Regions from separate parts of the Homo sapiens genome. Here region 2 is linked to region 1. A link is an interaction called in ENCODE POLR2A ChIA-PET data of the cell type or tissue named here. Cell type or tissue: OCI-LY7. All regions are shown on one strand. Links, peaks and the distances in the headings refer to the core of each region. The heading gives the core; the rest is flanking DNA. Region 1 has its middle 16 kb from the start of C4orf36. Region 2 overlaps KLHL8 (kelch like family member 8).

The links. Peaks named below come from ENCODE experiments on the same cell type or tissue, not always from the same donor. Only the 100,000 strongest peaks of a DNase experiment are listed, where the experiment ranks them.
Region 2: POLR2A ChIA-PET joins it to region 1 with 5 read pairs; 2 of 35 experiments call an interaction of 5 or more read pairs at or near these places.

What each region holds. Positions count from the first base shown.
Region 1 is chr4:86,904,645-86,912,983 of GRCh38, forward strand. It overlaps a transcript of C4orf36 not described here and the pseudogene ARPC1AP4. Among named protein-coding and RNA genes, the nearest start is that of C4orf36, 16 kb to the left of the region's middle. In OCI-LY7, for the core only: a CTCF peak has its summit at 5,986; a DNase peak (open chromatin) is centred at 3,842; H3K4me3 peaks cover 606 bases.
Region 2 is chr4:87,190,251-87,198,589 of GRCh38, forward strand. KLHL8 (kelch like family member 8) reads right to left here. Exons shown (of 10, transcript NM_020803.5): 2 at 5,074-5,440. The coding sequence starts at 5,289. Among named protein-coding and RNA genes, the nearest start is that of KLHL8, 26 kb to the right of the region's middle. In OCI-LY7, for the core only: no CTCF peak of the experiment used is centred there; no DNase peak of the experiment used is centred there.

The DNA.
Region 1 (8,339 bases), core at 285-8,284:
CCTACTCAAAAGGCTGAGGCAGGAGAATTGATTGAGCCCCGGAGTTCAAGGTCAGCCTGGGCCGCATAAAAAGGCCGCATCTCTAAATAATAATAATAATAATTGTAAGTTCAATGATTACAGATTCGAAAAGTACACTTGGAGTTCATAATTCTCCAAAAGAGAAGCTACAAAGCAGCAACATGCCACACGTAGCTGCTGTTAAGGACTGAATTGTGCCCCCTCAAAATTCATTCGTTGAAGCCCTAACCCCTAATGTAATTATATTTGAAGATAAGGCCTTTAAGGAGGTAATTAAGACTAAATGAGGGGCGGTTGCGGTAACTCACGCCTGTAATCCCAACATTTTGAGAGGCTGAGGTGGGCGGATGGCTTGAGCCCAGGAGTTCGAGACCAGTCTAGGCAACATAATGAGACCCCGTCTCTACTAAAATATTTTAAAATTAGGCTGGGCACAGTGGCTCATGCCTGCAATCCCAGCACTTTGGGAAGCCGAGGCAGGCGGATCATTTGAGGTCAGGAGTTTGAGACCAGCCTGGTCAACATGGTGAAATTCTGTCTCTACTAAAAATACAAAAAAAAAAAAAAGGTAGCTAGGCATGGTGGCACATGCCTGTCGTCCTTGCTACTCAGGAAGCTGAGGCAGGAGAATCACTTGAACCCGGGAAGTGGAAGTTGCAGTGAGCCGAGATCACACCACTGCACTCCAGCCTGGGCAACAGAGACTCCATCTCGAAATAAATAAATAAATAAATAAAATAGCCAGATGTGGCAGTTGCGTGCCTGTAGTCCCAGGTACTTGGGAGGCTGAGGTGGGAGGATTGCTTGAGCCCCAGAGATTAAGGCTGCAGAGAGCTATGATGGCACCATTGCACTCTAGCTTGGGTGACAGAGCAAGATCCTGTCTCAAGGAAGAAAAGAAACCTTGCATCTGGTATGAAATGTTAGACAGAGTTTTGGGGTAGAGTTGGGAAGACAAGTGGTGATCTGAGGTTGGCCCCAGAAAAACCACAGTCCCCATTATCCAGGAAGATGGTTCTGAACACCACTTAGGCTTCTGAGGTCCTTTTTTTTTTTTTTTCTTTTTTTTTGAGACATAGTCTCGCTCTGTTGCCCAGGCTGGAGTGCAATGGCACAATCTTGGCTCACTGCAACCTCTGTCTCCAAGGTTCAAGCAATTCTGCCTCAGCCTCCCGAGTACCTGGGATTACAGGCACCCACCATCACGCCCAGCTGACTTTTCTATTTGTATTTTTAGTAGAGACAGGGTTTCACCATATTGGCCAGACTAGTCTTGAACTCCTGACCTCAAGTTATCCACCTACCTTGGCTTCCCAAAGTGCTGGGATTACCCACGTGAGCCACCGCTCCTGGCCCTGAGGTTCTGATTCCTGTTTGATGAACCTGAAGATGATTAGTCAGCAAACCGGGGCTAGGTGGGATGGGCCCATCAGTAATCCTGACTACCTCAGAGGGCATAAGGGCCACTGACCTTCAGAACTCAGCCATTTCCCGGGATATGCTCAGATCCGCAATAAACTGGGAACAAATTCTAATGATTAGGAAGGATTTTAAAATCAATGTTTATTAAAGAGGAGGGCCCTGCATGTTTCTATTTCTCTCTACAGAGAGCTTTTATGGCCTTTAATGTAGAGTAGATTGAACAATACTTCTCAGAGGAAGCTCTCTGGAATCCATAAGAATTAAGTGGGGAATGACGTTAAAATGCATATTACCAGGCTCTGACCTCAAATATTCGGATTCAGATAGTATGGGCCAGGGATCAAGAATCAGCTTTTTAGGCCAGGCATGGTGGCTTAGGCCTGTAATCTCAGCATTTTGGGAGGCCAAGGCAGGCAGATTGCTTGAGGCCCGGAGTTCGAGACCAGCCTGGGCAACATGGCAAAACCTAATCTCTACCAAAAACACAAAAATTAGCTGGGTGTGGTGGTGCATGTCTGTAATCCCAGCTTCTTGGGAGGCTGAGGCATGAGAATTGCTTGAACTGGGGAGGAGGTGAAGGTTGCAGGGAGTTGAGATCGCATCGCTACACTCCAGCCTGGGCAACACAGCAAGACGGTCTCAAAAAAAAAAAAAAAAAAAAAAAAGAATTGGCTGGGCACGGTGCCTCACACCTGTAATCCCAGCACTTTGGGAGGCCAAGGCAGGCAGATCACTTGAGGTCAGGAATTTGAGGCCAGCCTGGCCAACATGGCAAAACCCCATCTCTACTAAAAATACAAAAATTAGCCAGGCATGGTAGTGCACACCTGTAATCCCAACTACTAGGGAGGCTGAGGCAGGAGAATTGCTTGAACCCAGGGGGCGGAGGTTGCAGTGAGCCAAGATTGCACCACTGCACTCCTGCCTTGGTGACAGAGCAAGACTCCATCTCAAAAATAAATAAATAAATATTAAAATAAAAATTTAAAAAAAGAATCAGCTTTTTACAAGTAAGTGTTTAAGGTGATTCTCTGTCAGATGTTTTTAGACATTTCTCCAAGAGTGGCCCAGAGACCACTGGTGTGAGATGATCACTTAGAGTCTTGTGAAAAATACAAATTTCCTAGACATCCTGAATTTTAGTAGGGAAAAGGGCGATAGGGAGTGGAGCCCAGGATTCTGCATTTTAAAGAGGCTTCCCAGTTAAAAGTTTACTGGCAAATGTTAAGAACCACCTGCCTAGGGAATAATAAAATGTTCTCTTGGAGAGGAGGGAGGGGATCAGGAAAAATATTATAACTAGATATAATGGATACTAGGCTTAATAGCAGGGTGATGAAATAATCTGTGTACCAAACCCCCATGACACATGTAACAAACCTTCACATCCTACACATGAACCCCTGAACTTAAAATAGAAGTTGAAAAAAATGTTGTCTTGAATGGGCCATGACCTGGAAGATCTGTTTCTGCTAAATCTCATTAAGCTACTTTGGGGGTATTTTCATGAGGAAACACAACACAAAGACTCAAGGGAGGAATGAAAAAGAGACAGGGCACTGTTTAAGGACAGGAGTTTGGTAATAACCAAGAATGGTATCACATCAGGCCAGGTGTGGTGCCTCACACCTGTAATCCTAGCACTTTGGGAGGCCAAGGCGGGTGGATCACTTGAGGCCAGGAGTTCGAGACCAACATGACAAAACCCCATCTATCCTAAAAATACAAAAAATTAGCCAGGCATGGTAGCGCACGCCTGTAATCCCAGCTGCTCAGGAGGCTGAGGCAGGAGAATTGCTTGACCCGAGGAGCAGAGGTTGCAGTGAGCCGAGATCATGCCACTGCACTCCAGCCTGGGTGACTGTGCCTCAGAAAAAAAAAAAAAAGAGAAAAAAAGAAATGGTGTCACATCAAATAATTTGTATAAAGTTTCTCCAGTGGGAGGGCCACAACACATTTGCTCCCTACTCATCCTTGCTTTGCCTGCAGAGAGCACAATTTTTCTTACACATAGATGCTCAATAAGTATCTGTTGAATTGTTTTGAATGTATTCCCCTTTGGAGAACTATACTTTCAACATACACACACACACACACACACACACACACACACACACACACACACACACACGTTGCTGGTGTTTGGATGAGCATATATGTGTGTTTATGGGTAGGGGCAGAAGAAGTGATGATGAAAGAAAGTGGGTTTGATAAAGGGAGGGAGATAAAATTGAGTGAACTGCTGAGTAGATTTGAGTTATACTTAAGGAAAACGTAACTACAAGTTCTATTTTGGTTTACTTCCTCTCTTGCCCTGGGATCTTAAGCAAGCAAGCTACTTTCGTTTCTCTATTTCAACAGTGTCTTTTTTTTTTTTTTGGAATGTGCCTTGTGGAATTATTTTTAAAAGTAAGTAATATGAGATTGGAAAGCACCTTTTCCTCTTAGCCAAAAGTGTGCAGAAGAGAATTTCCACCATCTGGGCCACTTCAATAAGAGAAGTACACTTACACTCTCTCTCTCTCTCTCTCCCCCTCCCTCCCCCTCCTCAACCTTACTCTCTCTCTCTCCCTCCCTCCCTCCTGAAGATCATTTATTTAGTAAATGTTTATTGAGAATTAATTATATGCTAGAAGCTGTGATAACTTCTGGGATAGCAAACAAGACATGACTACTACCCACTATTGTTGTAGAATCTGGAGAATTCAGGGTCTGAATTCTCAGACGTCGGAAGATCAAAGAAAAGTCACTAACCAGCCCTCCTGGCACAGGTGGGCAAGTTCCAGTGTGAGAAGCCAGGCTTCCAGCTGTCCAAGTGGAAACTCAGCGGGATCCCTCTTAGTGATCAGGGCTTGTACTTGGGAGGAAGTGCTTGTACTTGGTGTGGAGCAGACAGCAAGGACATATGGAACTCACCCCCACCTTTACCTGTCTCTCAATGTGGTGGGGAGTGGGACAAGTTGGGATATGCCAATCTCTCTGTGTCCTTCTCCCATAGAATGGCTGCTGGTTCACATCTATCTCCCATGACCCATATCTCATGCAGGCTCCTCTTTTTCTAACTTTTAACACAAATTATTCAGGGAAGGGGATTCTGGGAACTATAGTTCCAACTTAGCCAAGCTAACACCATTACATATGAGGAGCTGGGTCAAGAAGTGATGAAAGAGAATTCTCAAGACACCAACACTTGGCTGAAGGTGTCAAAATCAAAGTAAAGATTCTAAGCAAAAGTGCTTGTTCAGGTCCCAAGCCGTTTGCAACTTCTCAAAAGCTTCTTTGAGTGGTCTCCTGTGTCAGCACTAGAATTTTCCTACATAACAAACAGCAAACCGGCTGCAGGAAGGTAGAAGTCAGCTGGTAAATAAATATATGGCTGATACCCAATACAGTGACCACAGGCGCAACAATTAAGGATGATCACTGAATTTCTATATCTCAGTGCGACACGATAGCTATTAACAATCACTTTAAATTCTAATTTTTTATCAGATTTAGATTTATGAGGTATGGAATACTCCTCTGTTCAAATATTTATTAATGCTTACTATAAGCCTCGTGAAAGTGAAACATCCTACTAAACTCTGTATGAACCAACTACACACCCTTCTATCAGTCCTTGCTTACAACACCTCAAATCCCCTGCCCAACTGTGCCAGATTCTCTGCAAGACTTACAGTAAATAAAACCTAGCGATACACTGAGCCACATGATAAAGTCACAAGCTCTTCGCCCAGAAAGATTGAGCGTAATTCCTTAAATTAAGGTGATTTGGAGCCAGGTGCCTGGGCAACAGAGGAAGACTTAAAAAAAAAAAAAAAAAAAAAAAAGGTTATTTGGTTAAAAATAGCGGAACTTCTAGGGAACTAATTTAAACTGAAAGTGGGATTTATAATAAAGATACTGGCTTATCTCATTGGACACAAGCACAGGAATGCAGCCAGCCCTCAGGCAGAGACTGAAATAAAGAAGTAGAAGGAGCACCCCACTGCATTTCATTTCTGCTTCTCTCTGTGCACTTGCCCCTTCTGCCTGCAAGCTGAATTTTTCTGTTCTTCAAAACACAAGATGAAGCTGGGTGTGGTTCCTCATGCCTGTAATCCCAGCACTTTCGGAGGCCAAGGCGGGCAGATCACTTGAGACCAGGAGTTTGCGTCTCTACTAACAACACAAAATTAGCCAGGTGTGGTGGCTTGCACCTGTAATCCCAGCTACTCAGGAGGCTGAGGCAGGAGAATCACTTGAACCCGGGAGGTGGAGTTTGCAGTGAGCTGAGATCGCACCATTGCACTCCATCCTGGGCAACAGCGCAAGACTCTGTCTCAAAAAAAATTAAAAATTAAAAAATTAAAATGTTTTTAATGGCAGAATATAAAAAGTAACAATCTTTTGCAAAACGGAGAAAGAAGGAAGACCTAGGGAAAGTGCTTAGGTAGAAATGTGAAAATATCATCCCAAGGGACAGGGTGTGACTGACCTCTATTGGTTGTAGCAGATTATTTGTTAGGAGGTCATCGAATGCCATCTAAGAAGTGTGAAGTTGATCCTGGAAGAAACAGGATTTGAGGAGTCAGTGTGCTGTGGCATAACCAGATTTATGCTTAGAAAAAGGGAAATCGGTCCATGGCAAGACGGAGAATGGTTTAGAGGACATAAAAGCTAGGGGCAGGAAGTCAAGTTAGAAAGTTTTGCATGAGGCCGGGCACAGTGGCTCATGTCTGTAATCCCAGCACTTCGGGAGGCCGAGGCGGGTGGATCACGAGGTCAAGAGATCAAGACCATCCTGGCCAACATGGTGAAACCCCTGCTGTACTAAAGATACAAAAAAAATAGCTAAAAAAAAAAAATAGCTGAGCGTGGTGGCTTGCACCTGTAGTCCCAGCTACTCAGGGGGCTGAGGCAGGAGGATTGCTTGAACCTGGGAGGCAGAAGTTGTAGTGGGCCAAGATCATGCCACTGCACTCCAGCCTGGCGACAGAGTGAGACTCCATCTCAAAAACAAAAAAGAAAAAAAGTTTTGCATGAAATAACCAAGTCAGAATTGAGGGCTGAAACCAAGGTATGTCCTTTGAAATGCAGAGAAACAGAACAGCTGTGGGGAAGTGGAGGCAGAAGGCTTGGTGACAGGTTGGATGTAAGCACTGTCCGGGATGGAGGAGACTTACACTGGCTCTTTTTTGAACAGTGGTGAGATCCCAGCCTTTTCATAGGAATTTCCCCTGCTTATTAGTTTTGTGGAATAAAATCAGATTGGCATAATTCCTCTCATCCTACACCCCCACTCTTGGGAATATCCAACACACAGATCAGACAGATCTGCTACCTCAAATTGTATTACTAGGCTTAATTAACATAAAAGGGCTGCATCTTAATTTCATGGCTGGTATATGGGACTGGAAATCCCCTGGAACTCTACCAAGTCTCTGGCCTTCTGAGCTCAGATGAAGATTTTGGAAAGCTTGCTGAGGGTTTTTTCTTATTTCTTTGATGAGTTTTGCTGCTGCAGCATGCCTTCCTGGTGTTCCAGGTGAGAATACTGAGTGCTCACAACATGCCAGATATTTACTTACATTCTTTGTCTGTCTGTCTGTCTCTCTGTCTCTCTCTTTTCTTTTTTAGAGACAGGGTTTTGCTCTGTGCCCAGGCTGGAGTGCAGTGGCACAATCATGGCTCACTGCAGCCTTAACCTTCTGGGCTCAAGTGATCCTCCCACCTCAGCCTTCCAAGCAGCTGGGACCACAGGCATGCACTATCATGCCTGGCTATTTAGAAAAAAAAAATGTTTTTTTGAGACGGAGTTTTGCTTTTTGTTGCCCAGGCTGGAGTGCAATGGCGTGATCTTGGCTCACTGCAACCTCTGCCTCCTGGGTTCAAGTGATTCTCCTGCCTCAGCCTCCCAAGTAGCTGGGATTACAGGCATGTGCCACCACACCCAGATAATTTTTTGTTTGTTTGTTTTGTATTTTTAGTAGAGACGAAGTTTCTCCATGTTGGTCAGGCTGGCCTCGAACTCCTGACCGCAGGTGATCCACCCACCTCAGCCTCCCAAAGTGCTGGGATTACAGGCGTGAGCCACTGCACTCAGCCATTTAAAAAAACAAAAACAAACAAACAAACAAAACAGAGTCTCACTACATTGCCCAGGCTGGTCTTAAACTCCTGGCCTCAAGTGATCCTCCTGCCTCGGCCTCCCAAAGTGTCGGAATTACAGTCATGAGCCACTGTGCCCAGCCGATTGTCTCTTTTTATTCTTATAATATCCCATTTGGAGAAACTGAGACTCAAAAATGTTAAGGAACCTATTGCCCATACATCATTTAGCTAGTAAATCCAAAACTGGGATCAAACCCTCTTTTAGTCTGGACCCAAAGCTTGGTCCTTGAATCACTACAAGTTCCTGTGTTCTTACTGTAAGTAGCTGCACCTTCTGCCTCCCTGGAATTAATAGGTCTCCTGATAGTCAATGCCTGCCTATATATCCATGAGCCAACTGCTCTGCCTGCTCTCAAAATGGTATTTAGAAAGCAATATTTCGGTATGGTTTTGCTATTGCTATTGAGATGTCAATACTCCCAGGTCCTTTCAGGGGATTGAACTAACCAATGCATGTGTTTGTGCATGTATACACACACACATGAGCATATAGATATGTATATGAGTGTATACATATAAATGTGTATGAATATGGACATGAAAACATATATGTAAATGTGTGTACACATGTTTACATTTATATCTATCTTAATATATTAAAGACCATTAGGTCACTCCAGTGCTTCCAATTCTAATCCATCCACAAGGTTCATTCTAGTTTTCGCTTTTCTTTTTTTTTTTTCAAAACCACATTCAGTTTTTAATTTAATTTTCCACTGGGCAATTTACATATCTCCCTCACA
Region 2 (8,339 bases), core at 101-8,100, 290 kb after region 1:
CATTTACATTATGACTTTTTGATTACTGTAAATACTATTATAGTGGATATACAGTTGCATAACTTTGTAGGTAATAATAATCTTGATACTTCAAAATAAAAAATAACCTACTGGCCAGGGGCAGTGGCTCATGCCTGTAATCCCAGCACTTTGGGAGGCCAAGGTAGGCGGATCACCTGAGGTCAGGAGTTCAAGACCAGCCTGGCCAACATGGTGAAACCCCATCTCTATAAAAATACAAAAATTAGCTGAGCATGATGGTGGGTGCCTATAATCCCAGCTACTCGGGGGGCTGACGTGGAAGAATCGCTTGAACCCGGGAGGCAGAGGTTGCAGTGAGCCAAGATCGTGCCATTGCACTCCAGCCTGGGTGACAGAGTGAGACTCTGTCTTTAAAAAAAAAAAAAAAAGCTTACTGTTTAGTCTATTCAGGCTGCTATAACAAACTATCACTGGGTGGCTGATAAACAACATAATTTATTTCTCATAGTTCTTGAGACTAGAAAGTTCAAGATCAAGGCACTGGCAAATCCATGTCTGGTAAGGACTTGCTCTAAGTTCACTGATGCCAACTCTTCTTTGTGTCTTCAGATGGTGGAAGGCACAGAGCAGCTATCTGTGGCCTCTTTTTCTTTTTCTTTTTAATGTCTAAATACAATTTTAATGAGGTACAGATACATGCTCAATTTGTGATCATGAGTTATAACAAATCACAGTTTAGTTATAATTACAAAAATAGTGAAATCAGAATGTAAAGGAAAACCTTTATAAATAAGAACATCCTCAACTTTAAAGATGGCTTAGGTTTCTACATATCTCAAGATCTGCTTTGTATTTAAAATGAATAGTGAAGAGTGTATATATAATATACAAATAAAATAACATTGTGCTTCTTAAAAGCTGTATGTAAAGGGAAATATTTTTTAAATTACTAGAGGCCAGGCATGGTGGCTCATGCCTGTAATCCCAGCAGTTTGGGAGGCTGAGGCAGACAGATCGCTTGAGTCCAGGAGTTCAAGACCAGCCTGGGCAACATGGCCAAACCCCCTCTCTACAAAAAGTGCAAAAATTAACTGGGTGTGATGGTGTGCACCTGTAGTCTCAGCTACTCAGGGGGTGGAGTAGGGTTTGGGTCCAGGAGGTGGAGGTTGCCATGACCCATGACTGCATCACTGTACTCCAGCCTGGGTGACAGAGCAAGACCTTGTCTCAAAATAATAAAATAAGCCTATAATCCTTTCCCCTTATAAAGTAAAAAATAATTTACTATTCCTTCATTCTTACAGTTTTATTTTTATTTTAAATTTATATTTTTCTTTTATTGTAAATATATATACATATTTTGCTTTTTTCAACTTTTACTTTAGAATTAGGGGTGCATGTGTAGGTCTGTTGCATAGATATATTGCATCATGCTGAGGTTTGGTGTATAAATGAATCTATAACCCAGGTAGTGAGCATAATACACAACATAAAATAAACAGTTTATTTCAATTCATACCCCCACCGCCTTCCCTCCTTCCCCCATATTGTATCCACCACTATTTTTCCCATTTTCATGACCATGTTTACTCAATATTTAGTTCCCACTTACAAGTGGGAACAAGTGGTATTTGGTTTTCTGCTTCTTTATTAGTTCACTTAGGATAATGGTTTCCAGCTGCGTGTATGTTGCTGCAAATAACATGATTTCATTCTTTTCTATGGTTGTGTAGTATTCCACAGTGTATATATAACACATTTTCCATATCCAATCCACCACTGATGGGCACCTGGGCTGATTCCATATCTTTGCTATTTGTGAATAGCACTGCAATGAACATGCGGGTATATGTGTCTTTTTGATAGAATGATTTATTTTCCTCTGGGTATATACCCACTAGGAGGATTGCTGGGTTGAATGGTAGTTCAAGTCTCAGTTCTTTGAGAAGTATCCAAACTGCTCTCCACAGTGGCTGAACTAATCTACATTCCCACCAACAGTGTATAAGTGTTCCCTTCTCTCCACAGCCTTGCCAACATCTGTTATTTTTTGACTTTTTAACAAAAGCCATTCTGACTGATGTGAGATGGTATCTCTTTGTGGTTCTGGTTTGCATTCTTCTAATGACTGGTGATGATGAGTTATTTTTTCATGTATTTGTTGGCCACTTGTGGGTCTTCTTTTGAGAAGTATATGTTCATGTCCTTTGCCTACTTTTTACTGTACCTTTTCTGTTTAGATATGTTTAGATAAATACCATTGTGTTACAACTGCATACAGTTTTCAGTATGGTAATAGGCTACGCAGGCTTATATCCCAGCAACAACAAGCTATACCATATAGCCTATGTACGTAGCTTATACTACACACGTAGGCTGTAGTAAGCAGTTCTAATACAGTCATGTGTCATTGAAGGATGGGGATACATTCTGAGAAATGTGTCAGGTGATTTTATCATTGTGCAAATATCACAGAATGTACTTACACAAATCTAGATGGTATAGCCTATTACATACCTGGGCTATATGGTACAGCCTGTTGCTCTCAGACTACAAACCTGCATGGCTTATTACTGTACTGCACACTGTAGGCAACTGAAACAGAATGGTAACTATCTGCATATCTAAACATATAAACATAGGAAAGGTACAGTAAAAATACAGTATAAGGTATTTTTTTTAAAGTACACCCGTATAAGGTATTTGCTATGAATGGAGCTGCAGGGCCTGAAGTGGCTCGGGGTGAATTACTGAGTGGTGAGTGAATGGGAAAGCCTAGGACTTTATTGTACACTACTGTAGACTTTATAAACACTGTACACTTATGCTACACTAAATTAAAAAAAATATTTTTCTTTCTTTCATAATTAACCTTAGCTTACTGTGACTTTTTCCATAAACTTCAATTTTTTAAAACTTTTTGACTCTTGTAATAACACTTAGCCTAAAACACACACATTGCACAGCTCTACAAAAATGTTTTTATATGCTTATTCCAAAAACTTTTTTCTACTTAAAATTTTTTTCTTTTACTTTTTAAACTTTTTTGTTAAAAACTAAGACACAAACTCAGACAGTAGCCTGCATCTATATCAAGTCAGGATCATCCATATCACTGTCTTCCGCCTCCAGATCCTGTCCTACTGGAAAGGAGAGGACACATGGAGCTGTCATCTCCTATAGTAACAATGCCTTCCTCTTGAATACCTTCTGAAGGACCTGCCTAAGGCTGTTTTTACAGTTAACGTTTTTTCTTTTCTTGTTTTTATTAAGAATCAACTTTCTGCAATTTTTTTCTTTTTTTATGTAATGTTTCTTCTTTAGAAGTAGCAAGAGTACACTCTACAAAAACAATAAGAAGTAGAGTAAATACATAAGCCTGTAACATAATCATTTATTAGCATGAATAGGTATTAGGCACTATATATAACCATGTGTTATACCTTTTATACAACTGGCAATGAGGTAAGTTTGTTTACACCAGCATCACCACAAGCATGTGAGTAAAGCACTGTGCTAGGACATTATGATAGCTACAACATTACTAAGTGATAGGAATTTTTCAGCTCCATTCTAATCTTATGGGACCACCACTGTATATGGGGTCCATCGTTGACCAAAATGTCCTTATGTGGCACATGATTATACCCCTTTCTGAGAAACATGAAAAAGATTAAAATACTGATTTACTAGCGGAATGGATGAAGTAAAGGTGATCTTCCTTAAACACAGAATCTTAAAATTTCTTAATATAGAATGCTTAAGTGTTAACTATAGGATCACTTTCGCCATTATTATTTTTCTCTTCTATTAAATTACATCTGTGCTATCTTCTAAATGTCCTCCAAAATCATGTGTTGAAACTTAATCCCCACTGTGCTAATATTAAGAGGGGGAACCTTTGGGAAATGATGAAATCATAAGGGCTCTGTGCTCATGAATGGATTAGTGCCTTAAGAGAGGACTGGAGGGAACTAGCTTAGGCCCATTTTGTCCTTCTGCCTTCCATGTGAGGACACAGTGTTCATCCCCTCTGGAGGATGCTGTAACAAGCAAAATCTGAGAAACAGAGAGGGCAGCCCTCACCAGACACCAAACTTGCTGGTACCTTGATTTTAGACTTCCCAACCTTCAGAACTATGAGAAATAATTATCTATCATTAGCACAGTGGCTCACAGTTATAATCCCAGCTTTTTGGGAGGCCCAAGGCAGTAGGATCATTTGAGCCCGAGTTTGAGACCAGCCTGGGCAACATAGCAAGACCCCATCTCTACAAAAAAAATGTTTTAAATTAGTCAGGCACGGTGGTGCATGCATCTAGTCCCAGCTGCTCAGGCGGCTGTGGCAGGAGGACTGCTTAAGCCCAAGAGTTCACCAAAAAATTTTAATATTTCACTGAGAGATAAGAAGAAAGTACTTTAAATGTGTAATGAGAAACAATCAACAAAGGCTTTTCCATACTGCTTTATCACTTTTCCAATTTTATTAAAACTGGTTGCTTTTAGGAGAACAACATGATCCTACAGATGATGAGCAAAGTTCACTGAGGACTTTTTCATCCAAGGCTAAGTAGATTATATTTCACTATCAGGTGTAGATAAACAATCCCACTTAACAGATGGTAACAATGAAGTAGAGATTAAATTACTGGAATAGAGATATACAGTAAAACACTAGTATAGCTGAGTAAACAATCCAAAATTCCTGACTTCTAACTTACTTCTGTATTCAGAGTAAGCAAATACATCAAGATATTTAAATTCACAAGTGAAAAGCTTATCTGGTCAACAGCAATTTATTAATTTCACTAATAATATTTGTTGTTCTAGGGTTTCAGAACTCTCAGAAGTTAACTAAGAGATAATGAATATCAACATTAAATTAGTACAATAATTTTATCTTATGCTAACTTCTCTTCATTTACCCTCTATGTCCTTTCTCCTACACTAAAAAAAAAGATTGAGACTAAAAGCATTCTGACTGTATCAAATATGTATAGCAACAAAATTTGCCTTGTATGGTTACAGAAACCCCCATTTCTCATATTACACTGAAGAGGCCTGAGAAAAGTACAAAAAAGGCAATCTCACCTTGAGTGTGACATCACAGAGTTCTCCATTTTCATAAAATCGAAGAAGAGAACCATGAAAATCTTTCCAAGCTTCATTTGCTTCAAAAATAAAGGAATCTTCTCCATCACCATCACTAATTGAGGATCTGTTCTTTATTTGCTGGTGCTGTTGTTGCCTTTTCCCCTTTGTAATGTGATTCCTAGCTTGTTTACTACTCATAGAATCTGAAGCCATTTGCAATATTCCTCTTTTAATAGAGCTCTCTTCTCAAACATGCCATTTATTTTTTTTCAAAGGGTAGAGAGAAGGCAGAAGGTAGATGTAGACACTACAATTCAGACGTTTTTCAAAACCCACTCAACTGCCATTGTACAGTTTGCTGTGACTGAAAAATCAACAATAAAACAGGTAGAGACAAACGAAAAGAAAAAAATTATTGTTAACTATAATTTGTTAATACTATATATGCAAAATAACTATATCAATCATATTTATAAAAGAACAAAAACTTTGTTTTTATGCTAAATAACACATAATTCACTTTTGCTAATTATTTTATATCAATAAAGGAACTCCTTTAAAATCCAACAAGAACAACTGACTTGAGCACATGACTTTTGAGATGTGTAATATGCTATCTTCAAAGAGAAAGGCCATGAACTAAAATTTTTCTATTTTTTAATTTTTATTTTAGAGATGGGGTTTCTCCATGTTCCCCATGCTGGTCTCAAACTCCTGGGCTCATGCAATCTACCCACCTAGGCCTCTCAAAGTGCTGGGATTACATGCTTGAACCATCATACGTGGCCATGAACTAAAAATCTTAAGTTTTGAGGCTTAACTGGGAGTTTTTTTTTTTTTAGCAGAACAACATGATCCTATAGATGATAGGTAAAGTTCACTAAAGATTTTTTCATCCAAGCCTAAGTAGACCGTATTTTACTATCAAGTGCAGATAAACAATCCCACTTAACAGATGATAACAATTAAGTAGAGATGAAATTACTGGAATAGAGATATACAGTAAAACACTAGTATAGCTGCCTTCCAGCTATACAATTTAGTAATGCAATGCCAAAACAGAAGGATATTTTGATTGAATTAGGTTCATCCTAGATTCTGAAGTCAGACTATGGTTCTACCACATACCAACTGTATGAGCTTGAGCAAATGACAACCTGCTTAGACCTCGATCTCTTCTGTAAAATAGAGATACCACTTAAGGAAATATTTTGAGGATTAAAAATATTTTACTGCCAAACATACGAAATGCTGCACTCTTAAAAAGATCTCATTTTATTTGCATTTTCACATAGAACTTATTAGTATTTACATATAAAATCAAACTTTCCTCATCATCAAAGCATATTTGATGAATATCCACACCATCCATAATTCTATGCTACAATTCTACTTTGGTGACAGAAACAGAGATTTTAAGTTACTAATGAAACACCTATTCCATCACTTACTGGCTGTGTAATTTTTTTTGAGGCTGTGTAATTTGTAAAACTGAGGCTTTACTAATCCTCAGTTTCTTCATCTATAAACAGGGATACCTATCTACCTCATGGCACTATCCTGAGAAATACATCAAATACAATAATGAATTTACAAGTGCTTGTTTAAAATATTGGTATTATTAGAGTGGAAAGCTCTGCTTATTATGTAGTTTCAGAAAACTCTAAATATTCTAACCAGAACTTTAGCTACATTAGGTTCTTTATTGTTAATCTCATCATTTCCAGCTTTTGACAGAAATCAATGGTTAATGTAAGGTTATAGATTACAGTTATTAATGCCTTCTTATGGTTTCTGTGGCAGACATACATGACAGTGATCCTTAATGAGTCATGTCTTCATATAATCCCCTTGCATGCAGGAAGAACCTGTGACTTGCTTCTAATTGACGGAATGTGGGAAAGTGATGAGATGCCACTCTCTTGATTATGTTACATTATAGAATACAGTATGAGCAGACTGGAGTAAGAAGCTTTCCTGCAGGCCTTGAAAAGCAAACCACCATGGAGACAGTCATGTAGCAGGGAAACTATAGGCAATCCCTAGGACCTGAGAGAGGCTTTCACCTGACAGTCAATAAAAAGCCAGGCCCTCAGTCATACAGCTCCAAGGAAATGAATTCTGCCAATGACCTGAATAAGTGTGGAAGCAGATTTCTTCATAATTGAGCCTCTACATAATACAGCCTGGCCAATAGCTTTATTGCAGCCTTATGAGATCCTAAGCAAAGGACTCAACTACACTGTGCCCAAACTCCTGATGCACGGAAACTGTGAGATAATAAATGCATGTTATTTTAAGCCACTAAATTGTGGTAATTTGTTACACACAATAAAAAATGAATATAGACACCTTCTGTCAGGTCTAAAATTTTATCTGAGGAAAGCATCTATAGATATTCTAACAGGCACCAGCCACTGTAATATCTCTCTTAAATTCACATTCCTGCTGCAAAATCAACAAAAAACAGATGGGACAAATAGAAAACAAATAGCATAATCAGGGCTTAAAAACTTTTTCTGTAAAGGGCCACAGAGTAGATATTTTTGGCTTTGTGGGCCATATGGGTCTCTATCACAACTACTGAACTCTGTCATTGTAACACAAAAGCAGTCACAGACAATAGTAAATAAATAAATAAATAAATAAATAAATAAAGCCATGTTCCAATACAACTTTAATTATTAAAAAAAAAAAAAAACCACTTAGTGGCCCGGTGCAGTGGCTCATGCCTATAATCCCAGCACTTTGGGAGACCAAGGTGGGTGGCTCACCTGAGGTCAGGAGTTCGAGACCAGCCTGGCCAACATGGCAAAACCCCGTCTCTACTAAAAAATACAAAAACCAGCCAGGCATGGTGGCATGCACCTGTAACTCCAGCTGCTTGGGAGGCTGAGGCACAAGAATCACTTGAACCCGGGAGGCGGAGGTTGCAGTGAGCTGAGATCACACCACTGCACTCCAGCCTGGACAACAGAATGAGACTGTGTCTAATAAAATAAAATAAGAAAAAACACTTGGTGAGTGTGATTTAATCCCCAAGCTCATAGTTTGCTGATCCCTGAGTAAGATGGTTGATTTAAACTCAACAATATCAATAATCACATTAAATATAAATAGACTAACCACTTCCAATTAAAGGCAGAGACTCAGGAATGCTATTCAGCAAAAGGGACAAGCTATTGAAACATGTAACAACCGGATGAATCTCAAAGTATGCTCAATAAAAAAAGCCATGCAGTATGATTCTATCTATATAACAT